Linked DNA regions of Homo sapiens: all the other regions are linked to region 3. The links are chromatin contacts, found by Hi-C or POLR2A ChIA-PET in ENCODE. All regions are on one chromosome and are shown on one strand. The core of a region is the stretch at or near the end of the contact, and the rest is flanking DNA. Distances in the headings are between cores, read along the strand shown. Region 1 holds the start of DPH2 (diphthamide biosynthesis 2). Region 2 holds the start of PPIH (peptidylprolyl isomerase H). Region 3 holds the start of CFAP57 (cilia and flagella associated protein 57). Region 4 holds the start of ST3GAL3 (ST3 beta-galactoside alpha-2,3-sialyltransferase 3). Region 5 holds the start of FOXJ3 (forkhead box J3). Region 6 holds the start of SLC6A9 (solute carrier family 6 member 9).

The links. Hi-C counts contacts between places; a loop is a spot of excess contacts on that map. ChIA-PET counts read pairs that join two places held with the same protein, here RNA polymerase II (POLR2A). Pooled maps may share reads with other maps.
Region 1: a loop to region 3 is called in a map of CD8-positive, alpha-beta T cell, with 14 times the contacts of the local background. The contact joins the promoter of DPH2 here to the promoter of CFAP57 in region 3. A Hi-C loop is called at or near these places in 3 of 168 maps with a recorded cell type or tissue (CD4-positive, alpha-beta T cell, CD8-positive, alpha-beta T cell and naive thymus-derived CD4-positive, alpha-beta T cell), 1 of 37 single-sample maps with no recorded cell type and 14 of 50 pooled maps.
Region 2: a map of CD8-positive, alpha-beta T cell shows a loop between it and region 3 (19-fold over the local background). The contact joins the promoter of PPIH here to the promoter of CFAP57 in region 3. A Hi-C loop is called at or near these places in 5 of 168 maps with a recorded cell type or tissue (CD4-positive, alpha-beta memory T cell, CD8-positive, alpha-beta T cell and naive thymus-derived CD4-positive, alpha-beta T cell), 4 of 37 single-sample maps with no recorded cell type and 20 of 50 pooled maps. POLR2A ChIA-PET finds 5 or more read pairs at or near these places in 1 of 52 experiments (IMR-90).
Region 4: a map of CD4-positive, alpha-beta memory T cell shows a loop between it and region 3 (31-fold over the local background). The contact joins the promoter of ST3GAL3 here to the promoter of CFAP57 in region 3. A Hi-C loop is called at or near these places in 3 of 168 maps with a recorded cell type or tissue (CD4-positive, alpha-beta memory T cell and naive thymus-derived CD4-positive, alpha-beta T cell), 1 of 37 single-sample maps with no recorded cell type and 16 of 50 pooled maps.
Region 5: a loop to region 3 is called in a map of CD14-positive monocyte, with 24 times the contacts of the local background. The contact joins the promoter of FOXJ3 here to the promoter of CFAP57 in region 3. A Hi-C loop is called at or near these places in 6 of 168 maps with a recorded cell type or tissue (CD14-positive monocyte, CD4-positive, alpha-beta T cell, CD4-positive, alpha-beta memory T cell and 2 more) and 13 of 50 pooled maps.
Region 6: a map of CD8-positive, alpha-beta T cell shows a loop between it and region 3 (6-fold over the local background). The contact joins the promoter of SLC6A9 here to the promoter of CFAP57 in region 3. A Hi-C loop is called at or near these places in 1 of 168 maps with a recorded cell type or tissue (CD8-positive, alpha-beta T cell) and 12 of 50 pooled maps. POLR2A ChIA-PET finds 5 or more read pairs at or near these places in 2 of 52 experiments (WTC11 and activated T-cell).

Annotation. Positions count from the first base shown.
Region 1 is chr1:43,968,572-43,971,271 of GRCh38, reverse strand. It overlaps DPH2 (diphthamide biosynthesis 2), which reads right to left and starts at 1,262. Exons shown (of 6, transcript NM_001384.5): 1 at 950-1,262; 2 at 564-676; 3 at 83-306. The coding sequence starts at 1,096. RefSeq lists enhancers at 1-466, 952-1,231.
Region 2 is chr1:42,657,168-42,659,867 of GRCh38, reverse strand. PPIH (peptidylprolyl isomerase H) reads right to left here and starts at 1,445. Exons shown (of 10, transcript NM_006347.4): 1 at 1,356-1,445; 2 at 960-1,024; 3 at 617-640; 4 at 302-346. The coding sequence starts at 1,421. CCDC30 (coiled-coil domain containing 30) reads right to left here. Exons shown (of 21, transcript NM_001395517.1): 21 at 2,678-2,700. The region is part of intron 1 of LOC124904162 (a long non-coding RNA gene); the gene reads left to right.
Region 3 is chr1:43,170,983-43,173,682 of GRCh38, reverse strand. It overlaps CFAP57 (cilia and flagella associated protein 57), which reads right to left and starts at 1,353. Exons shown (of 23, transcript NM_001378189.1): 1 at 1,230-1,353; 2 at 773-948. The coding sequence starts at 929. It overlaps EBNA1BP2 (EBNA1 binding protein 2), which reads left to right and starts at 1,393. Exons shown (of 9, transcript NM_006824.3): 1 at 1,393-1,630; 2 at 1,714-1,797; 3 at 2,032-2,204. The coding sequence starts at 1,565. It overlaps MIR6733 (microRNA 6733), which reads left to right and starts at 1,971; the gene lies at 1,971-2,031. RefSeq lists a silencer at 927-1,126 and enhancers at 1,237-1,286, 1,367-1,496, 1,046-1,681, 1,627-1,856, 1,682-2,318.
Region 4 is chr1:43,706,267-43,708,966 of GRCh38, reverse strand. ST3GAL3 (ST3 beta-galactoside alpha-2,3-sialyltransferase 3) reads right to left here and starts at 1,431. Exons shown (of 12, transcript NM_006279.5): 1 at 1,274-1,431. It overlaps KDM4A-AS1 (KDM4A antisense RNA 1), which reads left to right and starts at 1,626. Exons shown (of 5, transcript NR_033827.1): 1 at 1,626-1,908. RefSeq lists silencers at 964-1,013, 1,044-1,543 and enhancers at 1,674-1,753, 1,479-1,996.
Region 5 is chr1:42,333,867-42,336,566 of GRCh38, reverse strand. It overlaps FOXJ3 (forkhead box J3), which reads left to right and starts at 1,332. Exons shown (of 13, transcript NM_014947.5): 1 at 1,332-1,508. RefSeq lists a silencer at 1,296-1,815 and an enhancer at 1,400-2,357.
Region 6 is chr1:44,030,019-44,032,718 of GRCh38, reverse strand. It overlaps SLC6A9 (solute carrier family 6 member 9), which reads left to right and starts at 1,257. Exons shown (of 14, transcript NM_001024845.3): 1 at 1,257-1,413. LOC107984948 (a long non-coding RNA gene) reads right to left here and starts at 2,305. Exons shown (of 2, transcript XR_007066054.1): 1 at 2,170-2,305. It overlaps LOC124904168 (a long non-coding RNA gene), which reads left to right. Exons shown (of 4, transcript XR_007066055.1): 4 at 1-176. RefSeq lists silencers at 1,716-1,785, 2,106-2,655 and an enhancer at 1,527-2,123.

The sequences.
Region 1 (2,700 bases), core at 13-2,512, 800 kb before region 3:
ATGGATGGTATATGGAAATGGGGAAATTAAGGCATAAAGCAGTTGGCTCACCCTTTGTGCATACACAGGCAAAACCCCTTACCCAGGGCATGGGCACAGGCCGGCTCACTCAGCAGCACCACAGGCGCTTTGGGGTCTGGGTTCTGGGCCTCAAAGGCCTTGACACAGAGCTCCAAGGCCACAGAACGTTGACGAAGCACGAAGGCAACGGGCAGTGGGCGGGCTGGAGGGCTTAAGCAGGCAGGGCCAAAATGTATGAGAGCCTGAGCTCCAGCTTGCTCAGCACCCAGCACATCCACGCAGCAGCTGCAGGGAAGATAGCATCAGAGAAATGGGTTCTCTTCTGGAGGCGAGTTGCTGTCATCACTGGGAAATGTGGTCAGTGAATAAAATGGTTTCATTAAAGGAAGACATTGTCAATGAAAGGAGCTAGCATCAGAAGGGGAGTCATTACCATTATCATCAAGGAGAAACACCACCATTGAAGGCAATCACTGTCATAGACGTAAAACCCCATGAGCCCCGGATCCCCAGGCCTGGCCCACCTAAGGCCAAGTTCACACCTGCCGTAGGCTGTGTCACCCAGAATGAACATCTTTGACCCTGTCGTCTCCTCCAGTCGTGCAGCCACAGCCACAGCATCTCCCAATAGCTGGTCAGGGAACTGCAAGGCAACCTATAAGCATAAACCATGGAGTCAGGGACAGCCTCTCTCCCACTGAGGGCTTCTTTAAAGCAATCTTCCAGGAGCTCCCACTCAACCTTCAAAGCCCCTGGTCCCAGAGGGGCACTCTGCCCCACGTAGTAGGTGGAAGGGAGGGATGGTCAACGCGCTGCGGACAGACTGATTCCCCCACCCTCTCGCCCTCACAAAATCCCCCAAGATCCGGATCCTCTGGGCGACCCATCCCGACAGAGGCGAGCCACCCTTCCCTAAGTCTGTCCTCACTCGTTCACACCCCAGGTCGCGGACAAATCCAGCGACTCGCTCCAGCTCGTACACTCCGTCCAGGTCCGGAAGAGGAGTAAGCAGTCCTGGCACCCCGGTCTCTCGCTGCAGCGCCGCCTCGGCAGGGCTGCTAAACATCGACTCCATGAGGCACAGCTTGGGTGGTGGGATGCAGCGGGGACCTCCCTGGGACAGCTTCGGGGCCTGAGTCCTCTAGAGCAGCCCTCAGGGGGTCAAAATCGCCTTGTGGGGGTAGGGGGAATCACAGTCGGCCTTCAGCCGGTGAGTATCCCCTTCAGCCATCCTAACTACTGTTTCTCCGCTACACGTGGGACTACCGGGGAGGTTACTTCCGGGTTTTAGAGGCGTGGCTGATAGCGATTTTGCCAATCCTAAGTCAGCACAGCTCCCGCCCTCCAATCCCCGCCACCGCCCCGCACAGAGAACCAATGTTCAGCCTGAGTCCCAGGCCAGCCGGAAGTACATCGAGGAAGGCGCGGAGCCTTGTGGGCATTGTAGTTCCCCTGGCCTCCTCTCGGGCGCTGGGAGTCCGGTTCAGCCGACCCGCGGCCATCAGGAACACCGACTTCACTGTTAAGCATTTCACGTGCACTCTATCCTCTGGGCAGTATCACTGCATAATTCTTTCATTCATTCATTTTTTTTTTTTTTTGACAAGGTCTCGCTATGTTGCTTGGACTGGAGTGCAGTGGCGCGATCTCCACAACCTTCACCTCCTGGACTGAAGCCATCCTCCCACCTCTGCCTCTTGAGTAGTTGGGGCTACAGGCGCACCACCACATCCAGCTAATTTTTGTATTTTTTGTAGAGACAGGTTTTTGCCATGTTGCTCAGACTGGTCACAAACTCCTGAACTCAAGCAATCCACTCATCTCGGCCTCCCAAAATGCTGAGAGTACAGACGTGAGCCACCGTGCCCGGCTACACTGCATAATTTTAAACTTGGTGCCGACCGGCTCGGGTTTGAATATTGTGCTTGGTCACTTGCTACTGAGTATCTTAGGAATGTCCCTATGCCCATTTCCTTATCTGAAGAATGGGGAGTTGTGACAATAGTACCTCTTAATAAGATTGTTGTGAGGGTCTAATTAATTTATATACAAAACTTTACAAAGTAGTTCTTTGGATATCGCATGCAGTGAAAGCATTTGCTATTTAATCAGCCAAATACTGAGCACTTACTGTACATTAGGCACTTCATTTTTAGTGTTTACAGTCTTTGGAGTAAGAATTATCCCGAGTGGTACCAAGGACATGACTGGCACATCCTCAAGTCACAGGAGATGCTCTGCACAGCTCCAGCCATCCTCAAACACTGCTGCTTCCCAGCAATACCCCCAGTGCATACCACATAGACCTCTACCCTCCAGCCCCTCACATCCCCTCTACTCCCCATGTTTACTTATATGCAAACACCCCCACATGCAACATCACTTGAAATGCCCTCCTTACATACCTCTGTCAGATACGGAAACTGAGGTTCAAAGAGACTACTTGTGTAATAAGACACTAATTCTGTGGCACAACCAGCATCAAACCCGGATCTATTGAACAGGGAAGGAGTGGGATGAATGTGGGAGTAACGAGTTCCCCATCACCCACAAGGAGATTGAAAGCTCAAGGGTAAAAGTGGGGAGAACTCATTCTGCTCTTCAGATCTTACTGAGGAGAAGCCTGGGGTACCTGAGAGGCAGCCTAGGTGAAACTATAGCTGAGGAGACAGAAAGGGA
Region 2 (2,700 bases), core at 196-2,695, 510 kb after region 3:
GATATATTATATGCACTTTAGGATTACAAGTGTACTTTTTAAAAAATCTGCATTCGCACAAACAAGTGCATGAAAAAGACAAGATATTGTAAAGATGAGTAGTTTCTGTTTTAAAGACCTAAGAAGTGGGGGAGTGTAAGTAGAGTTAGAACATTTAATAAATCTTCAGTTGTTGAGTCCACAAAAACATTTCTTCTCAAGAAATGTAAGAATTACCCTCTGGTTTTATTTTCCTCTAAAGAGCCTAATCCCCCAGGAAATATTTCTGAAAGACTCCAGGATGGCTTGCCAAGAGCCTTACCTGTGGAAGGTGCTTCCTTTGTATCCTATTGGAACCCCATCTTTCCTATAACCGAAAAGAAAGAGACTTGGAGTGACAGCAGGTAGCACAAGGCCTTTCCAGTTTACCATGCACTGGAGCCAAAAGGACTCTCCTAAAGATGGTTGACAGACATAAAGAAGGCAAATAAACTAGGGACAGACCCTTGGGGCATTACCTTCTATCACTGTCACCAGCAATCATTCAAGGCCAGCAGGTGGTTCACCGATACCCTCACTGCAGCCCCAGAACACCCCTCTGGAGCAGGCAAAGAAGTCAAACACATCTGAAACTGACCTGAATTCTCCGGTGCAGAACTGCCTGAAAGGGACAAAAAATGAATGATTCAATCACTATGATGTCACAGTCGTGAGCGCCTCTAAATACGGGAAAGAATAAACACTGGAGCCAGCAAGTCCACCAATCGGCCAGCCAGACGTCCAGACACGCAGTCACACAGACTAACAACGTAAATTAACACGGGAACAATCCAAACGGCAACCAGACAGAGCAATGCATGGAGGAATCAGGTCTCAAGAGCAGTGAGCGGACGGACAGAGGTAGACAGGCTATTTCAGGCGGCTGACTGGAGCCCGACTTCTGCCTCAGCTAATCCAGCGGAGCTGGAGCACGTCCTTACCTAAAGTTCTCGGCCGTCTTAGGCACAACGTCTGCAAAGAGCTCGATCTTCATGCGGCCAACTTCCTGCAATCAGCGGGAGAGTGTCAGAAGGCCCAGTCCAAGACCATGAGGGCTTCACGGAGCAGGGGGCATGATGGGCTGACCCACCACCCTGCCGCTCGGTATCTCCCACCTCCGCCTCCCTAGTCTAACCGCCCAGTTCCTCCAGAAGCGGGGCGCTAGGATTGGGGAGACTCCTCCTCCTCCTTTCCCCCCGCCCGGCAGGTCGGTAGGTTCGGGTGCAATTTCACTTTCTGGCTGGCTTCCCGAGTCCGCTCTCTCTGGGTGAGTTCTGCCTGCCTAGCCCCGAGCAGTTTCCCTTCGGCGCAGGTGTGGGCAGCCTCCTGGATCTCACCTGACCGCCAATACTGACATCAAAGAACACCACGGGGTTAACAGGACTTGAATTTGCCACCGCCATGGCTCCGACCCGGAAGCAGAAGTCGGGAGCGTGGGATTCCGGCGAACCTAAAGCCCGGTCCGCGGATTTCGTCCGGGGAGCAGGCGCGGTAGACGTGGAGCGAGACCAGGCTCCGCCCCCGGAAGCTGTCGCCCCGTGCGGTGTGTGCTGAGACTGCTAGGGTCTAGCTGAGAGACTCTGCCTGGCACTGGGGACGCGGGAGTGAGGAGGAGGAAAGCCTTGACATCTTTTTGGTTAAGGTCAATGGTCACCCCACTCACGTGGCTGTACTAAGGGCAGTACAAGTTGATCTTGCTCTAGCTAGGACTTTTGGACTAGGCAGTCGCCAGGGTCCTCCTTATCGGCTCTTGCAGCCAAGCCCTCTGCACCGCCACACGTGCTGTCTGTCTTCTGCCCGCTAGTGTGAACACCGTGAAGGCAGGAACTCTGGTTTGTTCATCCTCAGCGTTTAGAACAGCTTGGCACGTACAGGCTTGCTAAGTAAATATCCCTTCCTCTAAGTCAGGACAATAGATAATGTTTGTTCTGCCACAAAAGCTACCAGTTTTGTCATTTCCAATTCATTTCCCATAAAGCAACTAGAGTTTTTTATTTTTTATTTTTAAAATAACTCTTGTGCTTCCTATTTATTTTAAAAATAACTCCTGGCTTCCCATATTTAGAATAAAATCCAATTCCGTGCATACGAAGCCCTACAGTGCATTTATCTGGCTATCACGTACCTGACCTCATCTTGTACCACTTGCCCTTAGTTACTGTGCTCTGACCTGTCTGTTCCTCCAGGTCACTGAGATCCCTCCTCTCTTTAGGGCTTTGTAATAGCTGTTACTTCTGTCTGAAATATTCCTTCCAGAACTTAATGTGGGTTGGCGGGGGATTGTGGGGGTTGGTTGGGGTATGCGTGTGGGAAGTAATGCTCCTTGTAGTTCAGGGCTCACCCCAGATGTTACCTCCTGAGAGGCAACATTAGACCTAATCTAAAGTAGCCCTTGGTCATTCAGATCACTGGTTTGTTTTCTTCATGCCACCCCCACTTCCACATTATCTTCGTATGGTATGTGTCTACACCTCATTTCCTGCCACACACACATAATCTTCCTCCCTGATAGCATATAAACTCCATGAAAGTAGAGACTCTCCTGGTCCTATTCGCAGCTGTAGCTGCAATGTCGCCTACTGAATAGCATATAGTAGGTATTCAATAAATAATAGATGCAATGAATTTAGTGAAAGAAGGGGACCTTGGGCAAGGCTCATTCAATATAACAGCATGCATTTA
Region 3 (2,700 bases), core at 104-2,603:
TATTCATATGATGGAACACTACATAGCAATAAAATGAACTTGGCTATATGTATCGAGATGTGTGAATCTCAAAAGCATGACATTGAACTGATGCAGCAAGACACAGAATACAGGGAGAAGCACTAGAACTGGTAATATTCTGTTTCCTATGCTGGGTGGCTGGGTTCACAGATCTACATTCTATTGTAATTCTTTAAATATGACATATATGTAGGGTACATTCTTTTGTATGTATATGTCACAATAAAAGGTGTCAATGCAACAAAGAATGGGAAAATGGATTCGGTTGTTGAAATAATGAATATCATTAACAGGACCACTGTGAACAAAAATAAGGGCTGTAATGCTATACAAATGGTTATTTGCGACTTGGGATAAAGTTTACAGTGTCTTCATCATACTTGGATTCAAACGGTGATATAATGAAGGTGGTGTGCTCAGGAAAACTGTTAGACAACTCAAAAAGTGGCTCTGGTGATGACAAAGGCAGTGATATTGAAGACACCAAAAGAGGGGTTCTTAACATATTTTCATGAAATTACAGTGAAAAAAGTACTTTTAAATTAACATTTTATATGTGATTTTAACTACATATGCGTGACTGATTAATCTAGTTTCATAATACAAGTCGCCATTTATTTCCTCTACATTTATAATACTGCATATATATTCAAATTGGCCAAAATCTTTCTTTCCAATCATCATGCTGGGATTATGGGGTTATATGTGGCACATACCATTCCTGTATATGTCAGGATGGAAAAAGTTTTACCTGGAATGAATTTTTGCCATTTCTGATCCACATTGTACTTCACACAGTGATTTCCTGAAGGAAATATAATGATCTGTTCATCGAAGTAGAAGATATTGTTGGCCACGTGGGATCGAAGACCAAAAACATGCAGCGTCTGAGCTACCACGGCTGACATGATCTCCCGCCAAACAGTTCTGCTGAAGACCAAGGCAGCGCTTCAGAGTGGAGAGCACCGCCCCGCTCCGACCCCGCCCCCGGCCCGGACTCGCCCTCCCCGCCCTTTGCTCCTCCCCTTGTCTCTCCCCTTTCTCCTCCCCTTGTCCCTCCCCTTTCCCCTCCCCTTGTCCCTCCCCTTTCCCCTCCCCCGGGGTCCTCCTCCGCGCCACCCCACCCCCGCGGCTCCTTTTTCTGCCTTTTCCTTTGTACCCTCACTGCTACCAGCTCCTTCTGGCGACCCCCAGGTACCCCCTCCCACCTTTCGTTTCTCTCTGGGTCAGCAGACCACGCATGTATCCAGAGGCGCTACCTGTAGGGATCCTAAGCAACCCGGACACTTTCAAACGCCGTAGCGGTTCCTATAGCAACGACAAACCGGAAGTATGGTTTGCCGCCGGAAGCGGAAGTCCCAATCAAAAGTTGAGCAGTAGCTGTGAGTTGCTGGCGCTGGAGCGATTCGGTGGCACGTGGAGCCACGGCGTGGGAGTAGGGGGCTGAAGGCAGGCAGCAGCGGCCAGGGCCGCCCTCTGCTAGCCGCTTGGGTCTCGGGATACCCCGTTTCTTCCTGTAGGTGTGGGACGTGCGTGCGGCGAGATGGACACTCCCCCGCTCTCGGATTCGGAGTCGGAATCCGATGAATCCCTTGTCACAGACAGAGAGGTAGGTGTCAGCCGAGCTCGTGGGGCTGGGCGTGGGAGAGGGGGCCTTACACCCCTGGGAGTGACCGTGATTGTGTCCTGCAGTTGCAGGATGCGTTTTCCCGAGGGCTTCTGAAGCCAGGCCTCAATGTCGTGCTAGAGGGGCCGAAGAAGGCCGTGAACGACGTGGTGAGCGTGGGCACAGGGTCGGGGGTACTCGGACATGGGATGCGCTTCAGGCGCTGTTGGGCTTGGGAGACCGATTCTTGTCCCAGGAAAGATGCACCCTGCGCCTCGCCAAGAGGGTCAATTACCTGTCTGGGTATTGGGGATTAGCACTTTGTCCCTTCGCCTAACAGCCTGTGCTTGGGAAAGACAAACTCAGAGTTCCCTTCTTGTGAGCTCAGTGTCTGGATTTCCTAGAATGGCCTGAAGCAATGTTTGGCAGAATTCAAGCGGGATCTGGAATGGGTTGAAAGGCTCGATGTGACACTGGGTCCGGTACCGGAGATCGGTGGATCTGAGGCGCCAGCACCTCAGAACAAGGACCAGAAAGCTGTTGATCCAGAAGACGACTTCCAGCGAGAGATGAGTTTGTATGTTTGTTTTCAAATGTTGGAGAAGTTGAGGATCCTTGTGCAGGAGAGTGGGAAAGAGGGGAAATTAGTAAGTCTGCACTCAGAATAAGCCTAGGAGTAGAGAGAGCGGCTTCTTTTGACTAAGAATAGCTAGGAGATTCTTCCTGTTTGAGAGAAGAGCTCTTTGGTCCACGGTCACGATCCAAAATCCACTTTATGGGCTAATTTGAAATATTCATGTTAAAACTTTTTGTGCATGCTTCAGTTATTAGGAAAACAAACAAACAAACATTGCTTATGGGATGTTCTTGTGTGGAATTGCTTTAGTAATTACATAAGAATCCATAATCGACATTCGTTTGTGTTAATGGGTACCTTTAGAGTAGTCATTCTCTTAAACTATTTTTAGCAACACCCCTCCCCTTTTTAAAAACTAGTATACGGCTACATTTCTTTTAGATACTAAATCAGTGAGACAGTTTTTGTTTGTTTGTTCTTGCTAATGGAGGTCAGA
Region 4 (2,700 bases), core at 182-2,681, 540 kb before region 3:
GCTTTATTCCCTCAAGTATATTATAGGCCCATTAGAGCAAGTTTCTTATCTTAAATGGTTTTGAGTTTCCCCTCAGTCAATGCCTTGCATAAAATATGTACTCAAGAGGCGTTCCATTGATTGATACAAAGTCTGTTAGTCTCTGAGAACATGAATGTCTTGTTTCATCGTTAACATTTTATTTTTATTAAACCATGGTTAGACAGTTAGACACGCGAAATGGAGAGATTCACCACTTAATATCTCAAAATATCCTTAAGAATCTCTAATCATAGGAGGAGCTGTATTGCCTTAAGAGATTATTTGAAAGTATCATTTGGCTATAAATTTCTGTGCCAGCTTCCTTTTAATCCTCTGTTGACTTGAAAGTACACCAAACATTTCAGTGATCATCTCTACAAGATAATTCTGCCTTAGAAACAACCTAATTTGTCATGGGGACTATCTTACTTTTAGTAACCTAATAAGAGTTTTTTCCTACCTTAATGTCCAGCTATCTATAATTCACAGTACATCCACTGAAAAGTTTGAGTATTTTACTTTCTGAGGTAATAGCCGCCTTCACTGGTCCTTCCCTCAATTAATTACATTCAGTTATCAGGTTTCACTCCTTCCTCATACGTGAAGGAAACATAAATGAGGCTTACTGAGGAATCATAAAAATGGACATTGTTGTAAAAAGGAATCCAAAATGTTCATGGGACACTCTCCTAACCAAACCTGCCCTCCTCACTAAGATATTTTCTCTTGCAAGCAAAAGCACCGAGGACACAACGGGGGAAAGTGCCAGAAGGAAAGGAAGCAAGAGAGGCGTACTTTGCCGATCAAACTGACCCCAGTTCTGGCCCCCGCTAGAGCAGTAAGCAATGACAACCGCTACCCAAACGCTGCCGATTCCCGCTCAGGCGCTCCCTGGACTTTTCTTTCCTTTTCCCACAGCAGGGCCCGAATGACGGTGTCCGTGCTCTGCGCCAAGGTGCGCAGCGCTGCGGGGTTTCACACGGAGATGATCTCAGACCTCCTGGCCTGCGTCCGGCCGGCCTTTCCCCCAGGCTCGGCGGCCCCCACCCAGGAGAGGTCATCCAGGTACTGGGCCCCCAGCCCGAAGGACGACTGGGCCGTGCCCCGACCCCGCCTTCCCGGGCACTAGCGCGCGGGCTCCGCGCCCCGCCCAGCCCGGGACCCGCGGCCGGCGGGGGAGGGGCGGGGCGGAGCGGCGACCGTTATTCGCGGTCAGCCATCGCGCCCCGAAGCGCACTGGGCAGGCCCTTACCACAGCGGAGAGGGAGGCAGGGGGGAGGTGGCGCCCGGCCCGACGCGGGGCAGGAAGGCGGAGGCAGCGGCGTAGGCGGCGGCGACAGCCGCGGGGGACCCCGGCGGGAGCCCACAACGCGCTGGGCTGCATGGGCGCCGCCATAGTGGGGACGCAGCGGCGGGCGGAGCGCGCGGCCGCGACCCGGTCGGGCGCCTGCGACCAATGGGCTCGCGGAAGCCGGGCGGAGCGAGGGCCTGGCCAATGCGGAGCTGCGCTGCCCCGAGCAGCCCAATAGACGCAGGAGCCGCGGATTTGCCGTCCCGCCCACCCCGCCTACCACGAGAGCAGTGCTGCGGCGAGTGCGGGGCGAGAGGTTCGCGCTGGTGGAGCACCCCAGCTTGCAGGTTCAGCGTGGGTGTCTCTCCCGGGCACATCGAGCTGTCTAGAGGAACCCTCTTCCCCTGGCTTCACGGCCCAGAGGACGCACGGCTCTCTCCCCTCGAGAGCGTGTTTCGTCGCCCGCGCGGGGAACGCAAAGTGCTAGGGTAGTCACGGCCACTTCACGCCGAGGGACATCTCATCTCGCCCTCCAGGTCGTGAGCGCACCCATTCCGCTCACTGAGGCCGAAAGCTTCGGACCTCCGTGGGCCCTGGTGGGTAAGGGGGCACGGGGGTGAGCGTTAAGAGACTCGTAGAACATTTTTAGTCCGCGCGTGGCACAAGGCCTCCAAGCCCCACGTACACTTTGCAGCCCTCCCACTCCTTTTTCATTCCTGCGGCTGAGCCCTGGTGTTATCCGCCTGGGGCGGAATTTAAAACTTAATTCCTCAACAAAGTCGGGGTGGTCTTTAAACTGCAACCTTGGATCCAAAGGCCCTACCTTACAAAGGGAAGGCAGTTTGCCCTACAAAAAGGCTTCTGGGAGGAGCTGCCTAAGGCAGGAAGGGACTGGCAGGCCGGGAGGTGCCGCTTTTGGCTGGGGCCAGTTCTCTTGAGGTCGACCCGACTGCATAGGCAGCCAGTAGGGGAGAGAACGGGCCGGTCTGTGTGATTTGGATCACCTGAGTTGCAGTTTCCTAAGAGTTATTAGGTTGACCAAAAAAAAAAAGTGCAGTTTCTGGAAAACTGGTCAGCTGTTGAGTAAAAACTGCTGGGATTAAACCCAGCGCCCACCCCTGGAGGCAGTGGGGTCATCGAGAAAGGTAGGGATCCTGTGTAAAAAGGCTGGTGAAGTGTTCCTCTCTTCCAAAGATGTATGGATTAGTGTTCTCTCACCAATCCACTAAGGCCTGGTTCTGCCCAGCCTCCCTTGCTACATCCCCTGGGAATCCCCAAGTGGAGTGTGGGCAAAGAAAAAAAAAGGCCAACTTCCCTCCCTGGGCCCCAGGAGGGAGCTGACATAGAAAAGATCACCTCCTGCACCTCCCTTTCTCCACAATGAGATA
Region 5 (2,700 bases), core at 83-2,582, 840 kb after region 3:
CTTCTAACATATTACATAATTCTCTTACATTTATCATCTTTCTCCTTATATTAGAATGAAAGCTCCAACAGGGAAGGGTATTTGTTTTCTCTCTCTCTTCTGTTTACTGATACATCCCAAGCACTAAAATAGTGTCTGGCAACCTTAGTAGTGATTGGCAAATATTTGTTGAGTGAATGAGTACATGAATCTTCAGAATCTTGCTAGTCTTATAAAGAAAAGGAATATGTGAATACTTTGAATCTCCAGTGCCTAGAAATGCTTGACCAAACGGCAGGTGTTCAATGTTTACTGAAGGAATTGTGTGCTCAGATCTGCTGGAGGTCTTTATCTGAACCCTTTGAGACTATGTCAAAAAAGTACCCAGGGCCAATTCACTCATGCCTCTCCTTTTCCTCTCATCCAATCAGCCTAGTATTCATCTAACAAATATCTAAGTCTCCAAATATTGAGCCACCCATTGTGAGTTCAAAAGCGTGTTTGGCGCTGCAGGGGAATATGTGACTAACGCGAATGAAGCAACAGCAAATACTACACTGGAATGTAATTAAGTGTGAAATTATAGGGCAGATTATCAGTGCTAATAGTTTAGAGAAAGAATCAGTGAAGACTGACGTAGAAGTAAATTCCAAAGTTCACTCGTCGACCAAACTACCCTTCTAAACGCTCCACCTACTGATAGTAGTACCATAACCTGGGTAGCTACCTTGAGAATTAGAAGGGCCTTTAGAGGTCCAACTCCTTTAAGAAAGAAAGAAAGACCAGGCACGGGAAAGGCCTCCGCAGACATGAGTCTAGCACCTGGGACTCATGAAGTTCTGAAAAGAGGGGTGTCCTGAAGGTCCAAGGCGCCTTTGTTGGGGGTCCCGGAATCCGCGGTGTGCCAGGTCGGAAAAGGCGTCCGCTTTCCTGGAGAGGAGGCTAAGGTGCCGGGCGCTTCGGTGAGGTGGCGGATGTTGGGGGGCGGGGGAGGGCAGAAGGCACCATTCCTTCGGGGCATGGGGCCCCAGGTATCCGTGGGCAGGGTCCAAAGCCACCGATCCCTACTGTCCTCAACTGCGGGGTTGCCTCCGCCGCCTTTGCTCCCAGACGCCACTCCGAGGCACAAGGACCCCAAGTCGCTCGGAACTGCCGGCCGCTAGATGACACCGGCTGCGCCGATGCAGAGCCTCGGGAGTCTCAGGGCACTACTTGTCCCAGCGGAGGGATCCTGCGTGCGTCGAAGCGACCGTGACCGCGCAGGGACTTGACGCCGCTGACGCCGGGCCGGCGGCGCAGCGACGCCGCAGGAGGCGGTGGCGGCGAGGGCGGGCGGGGGATGCGGGTCGGGAAGTAGTTCCGGGTGCGCGGCCCCGGATGTTGGCTGCTCTTGCTGCCGCCGCCGCTCTCGGGGCTGCTCGGGGCCTCGACCGCTCGCAGTAGGCACCGTTGGGACCTTTCCCGGGGGGGCGGAGACGCACGGAGCGGCCGGGGGCTCGGCCGGGCCGTCCCGGCCTGCGCAGCCTGAGGTAAGTGCCCCCCGCCAGGGCGGCCGGGCCTGGGCGGCGGGCGAGGAGGCGGGGCTGTGGCATCTCCCGGGACGGAGGCAGGGGCTGTCCTCCGCGAGACGCCCTCTCTCTTCCAGCCGCAGCCGCGTTGCGGGGTGGGCGGCGGGTGGGGCAGGGGGCCTGGGCCCCGGCTGGGGCCTGGCGGACGCCGAGGGCTGGGTCCTTCCCTCCCCCGCGGCGCTTCTCAGCTGCTGCTGCCCCTCAGCTGGGAAGCAGCGGCTTCGCGTCTCCCGCCCCTCCCCCAGGCGGGGCACCGGGGAACCAGACGTGGATCCCGGGGGCGCCTAGTCCGAGGGCAGCGACCGTCTCCTTCCCTCCATGACCTGTCCCTTGGCCTGGGCTAGCCCCCGACCCCGGCACTCTGCGGCTTCTTCCCTTTAAGCTTGGGGGCGCTTTTCTGCCGGCAGGGCGGGCTGTACCTCACGCCTTGGAGTGGCCCTTTGGGGAGAGGAGGCCCATGCGAGGGTGCTTGCGTTCCCGCCCATCCTGTGTCTGTGTCCTTTGCTGGGATTAGGGCAAAGGCAGCCGTTCCATGCGGACGTGTTGCTGTCCTGTGTGTGTTGCATCCTGCCCACGTGGTAGAGTGTCTCCCGCCCCCCCTCCCAGCTCCATTTTTGCAGCTGGTGAGGAGGGAGGTTAACGGGATGGTTTTTCCTCTGTGATTTCCTCCGGGTGGCGTGGAAGGTGTTAGGGTCAGTTTGCTTTGCCGAGGCCGGCTGTTGGTTAGATGAAGAATCGAGAGTTGTACTCTGAAATTGAGGCCAGTAGGGGACATAACAGGGCTTAGTTTCATTAACATCTTTTTTCCTCTTCCATTAGCTGCTCTTATTCTTTTCTCTGTTGCTTAATTATAGAGAATAAGCGCTTGCTACCGATGCATTCAGGTGTATAGTTTTCATTTCTCTGTTTTACTTTTTGTGTGTCTGGTTAGCAAAGGTTTTACTATTCCGTGTTGGTGCATTCCACGTCTGTGTTGTCCCTGGTTGGATTCCTGAATGAGTTAGAGCCATTCACTCTAATTCCTGAAGGAGTTAGAGATTGGTGGGCACCTTTTTGGTCTTTTTCTGAGATTTATTTGTGTGTGTTTTCTTCCTTCTATTTTGTTTCCCAGTGAAAAAGCGTGATGTCATAGGAGCGTTATATGCATAGCTCT
Region 6 (2,700 bases), core at 8-2,507, 860 kb before region 3:
GGAGTCCAATGTGAATAGGAGACAACAGAGAGCTGTCTTTGTACTTTGGCTCTGAGGAAGGTTTGTGGAATGGACCGCGTGTGGCCTGAGAGAGCTCGCATTTCAGGGAATGCCTGGGCTTGATGCCTGTTATCTTGTTCAGTGCCTCTGATAAATTAATAAACTGGAATCTCACTCAACAATTGGTTTCACGTGAGTTTGGCATGTGTGCACTCGCTTCTTGGAGGCTGACTGTCCCAAGGAAAAAAATTAAACTGTTTCCTGGCCAGAAAATGGTGAGGACTCAGGGTCCAAAGTAGAAATTGCCTCTGTGGGCTGGGCCCCTTCCCTGAGCAGATGCCCTACTCAGGTTGGGGCAAAAACCAGTTCCTCTGACAGAACTAACTGGCCACTCTCCATGAAAGGTGGTGGCTCTCACAAGGTATGCAAATGTGGGAGGCTCATTCCAAATGCCAGCCACCACTCCCCAGAGGCAGCCTGGAGCAATGGGCTTTATATACACACACATGCATTTCCTTAGCCCCTTCTCTCTGTTTCACAGAGGAGGAAACCGAGGCTCACCATGCTCCTTTTGGCAAAGACTCTTTTTTAGCTGAGATTGTAACCCAGGTCTGTCTCACCATGGAAGGAGGAGGGATCCCAGGTTGGTGTCTGCAGCCCCTGTAACACCACCTCAAAAGTAGAGCTGACCAAGCCGGTGGTCCAGGAGGGAAATTTGAGAAAGGGCTACCCCGAGCCCTCCAGTTCCAAGGAGTAGGACCTAGGCCTTACCCAGCAATGCCCACAGTCTCTAGCGGCTCTGCTCCAAAGGGAATGGAATTTGCTCTGACTTCTCTCTAGGGGAAACGCAGGCGCAGAAGGCCAGGGGCCTGGAGGGCTAACTCCAGCCTCAGCCCCCCATAGTGCCCCAGGCCTTCTGGCTTCATTCCAGCCTAGCCCGAAGGGGCCCACATCTGCTTGCTCAAGGGCCCCAGCTGGAGGGCAGCGAGGCAGGGGCGGAGAAGGGGACTCCTTTGTGGCGCTCACTCCCAGGGGTTCGTGGGGATCAATCATCTGAAAGCTGGAGAGACTTGTAATTTTATTCCCTGGGAGGAGGAGCCTGAGAAGTCGGCACGGGAGGAGGGGATGGGATGGAGAGGGGAGGACGGCCAGGGGAGCCGTTCGGGTAGGGGAGGGACTTGGCTAGATCTCCCAAGCCTTCTCCACTCTTCAAACTTTCACCAAACTCTTAGCCCCCGCCTCCCCGAAACCAAAACACAACAGGCTGTGGAAGAGCTGCGAGCGGCGCGGCGGGGCGGGCGAACTCGGCGCGGCACAGAGCCTCGGGAGGCTGATGCAACTTTCCCTTTAAGAAAGCCACCTGGGCGCACCGCGGTGCGGACCCAGCACGCCTGGGCCGGGGGCTGCAGCATGGTAAGGGGGCTGGGGGAAGGGACGCTGGGGCCCGCGCCTCCGTCTGTCCTGCCGTCGGTCTGAGTGTTCGGCGGCTCCGCGGGGCTGAGCCCCAGGACCAGCGTGTGCGTGTGTGTGTGTGTGTGTGTGTGTGTGTGTGATCGCGCATGTATGCGGGCATCTGTGGGTAAGAGTGTGGGTGCACGCACCGGGATGTCTGTCTCGCCGCAAAGATCGGGGTAGGTGCGCGCGTCTGGGTGTCACCGCTGTCACCAAGGAGCTGAAGCGGGAGGGAGAGGGAAGTGGGGGGAGCTCCTGCGTGGGGTGGCGGGGGGGCGCCAGACGCCGGTTCGATCGGGGGCGGCGGGCGCAGGCTGTGCGGGTAGCGCCGGAGCCAGAGCGTGGCACTGTCCGTCCGAGGAGCCAGTGGTTCTGCGCTCTGGGGGCCTGCAGGGGTCGACAGTCGGCCGTGCCTGCACCCAGCGTGCGGGCTCCCGCTCGCTCCATCGCCTCTCAGCGCCCGCCAGCCTGGCTGCCTATCTGGCCCCTCCAGCCGGCCTGCCTCCCTATCTGCCCTCCCGGTGCCGGTTCCAGTGCCCGTGCGCCCGCGGGACCCGGGAAGCCGCGCGGGAGAGTCCTGGCGCACTCAGCCTCTCTTTGTCCGCGCTCTGGCCGCGGCTTTGGGAAGGGACTGCGAGCGAGCCGGGAGTTCTCTGGGGGTTGCTACCCTGGGAAGAATCCGTGCCCTCCCCACCCCAACCCTCATTACCGGCACACCTAGGGCGGGGCCGGGCGGCCGCAGGTGAGGGCAGGGGCCTAGCAGCCCTGGAGAGCCCACCCCCGGCCGGCGCTCCGCACCCGGCAGCCACTGCAGATCTCGAGCAGGCGGCGGGGCCGGGCCGGGCGGGAGAGTGGGGCTTGCCCGGAGGGCCGGGAGGGGCCGGTGCCGGCCCGGGGGCGGGGCCGTGGGGCGGGGACCTCGGCGCCCCGGTACTTTTCCACCGCAGGGGCCGGGGGCGGGGCCGCCGCCTCCACGCCAGCTTAGGCCCACACGTGGCGGCTGATGTAACGCCCGTGCCCCCACATCTCTCTCCCCGATTAAAGCGGACGCGCCCCACTTCGAGGAACCGGGACGCTGCGGGCGGTGCCGCTGCTCCCAGACCGACCGCGCCCCTGCCCGCCGGCCGGAGGCCTCCGCGCCTCGGGCCGGCGGATACTTAAAGGAGCCGCACCCCCTTTCGGGCCTGCTCTCCGCAAGCCACACCCCCTCGCGGATCACTCTTAAAGGAGACGGGACGCTTGCTCGCT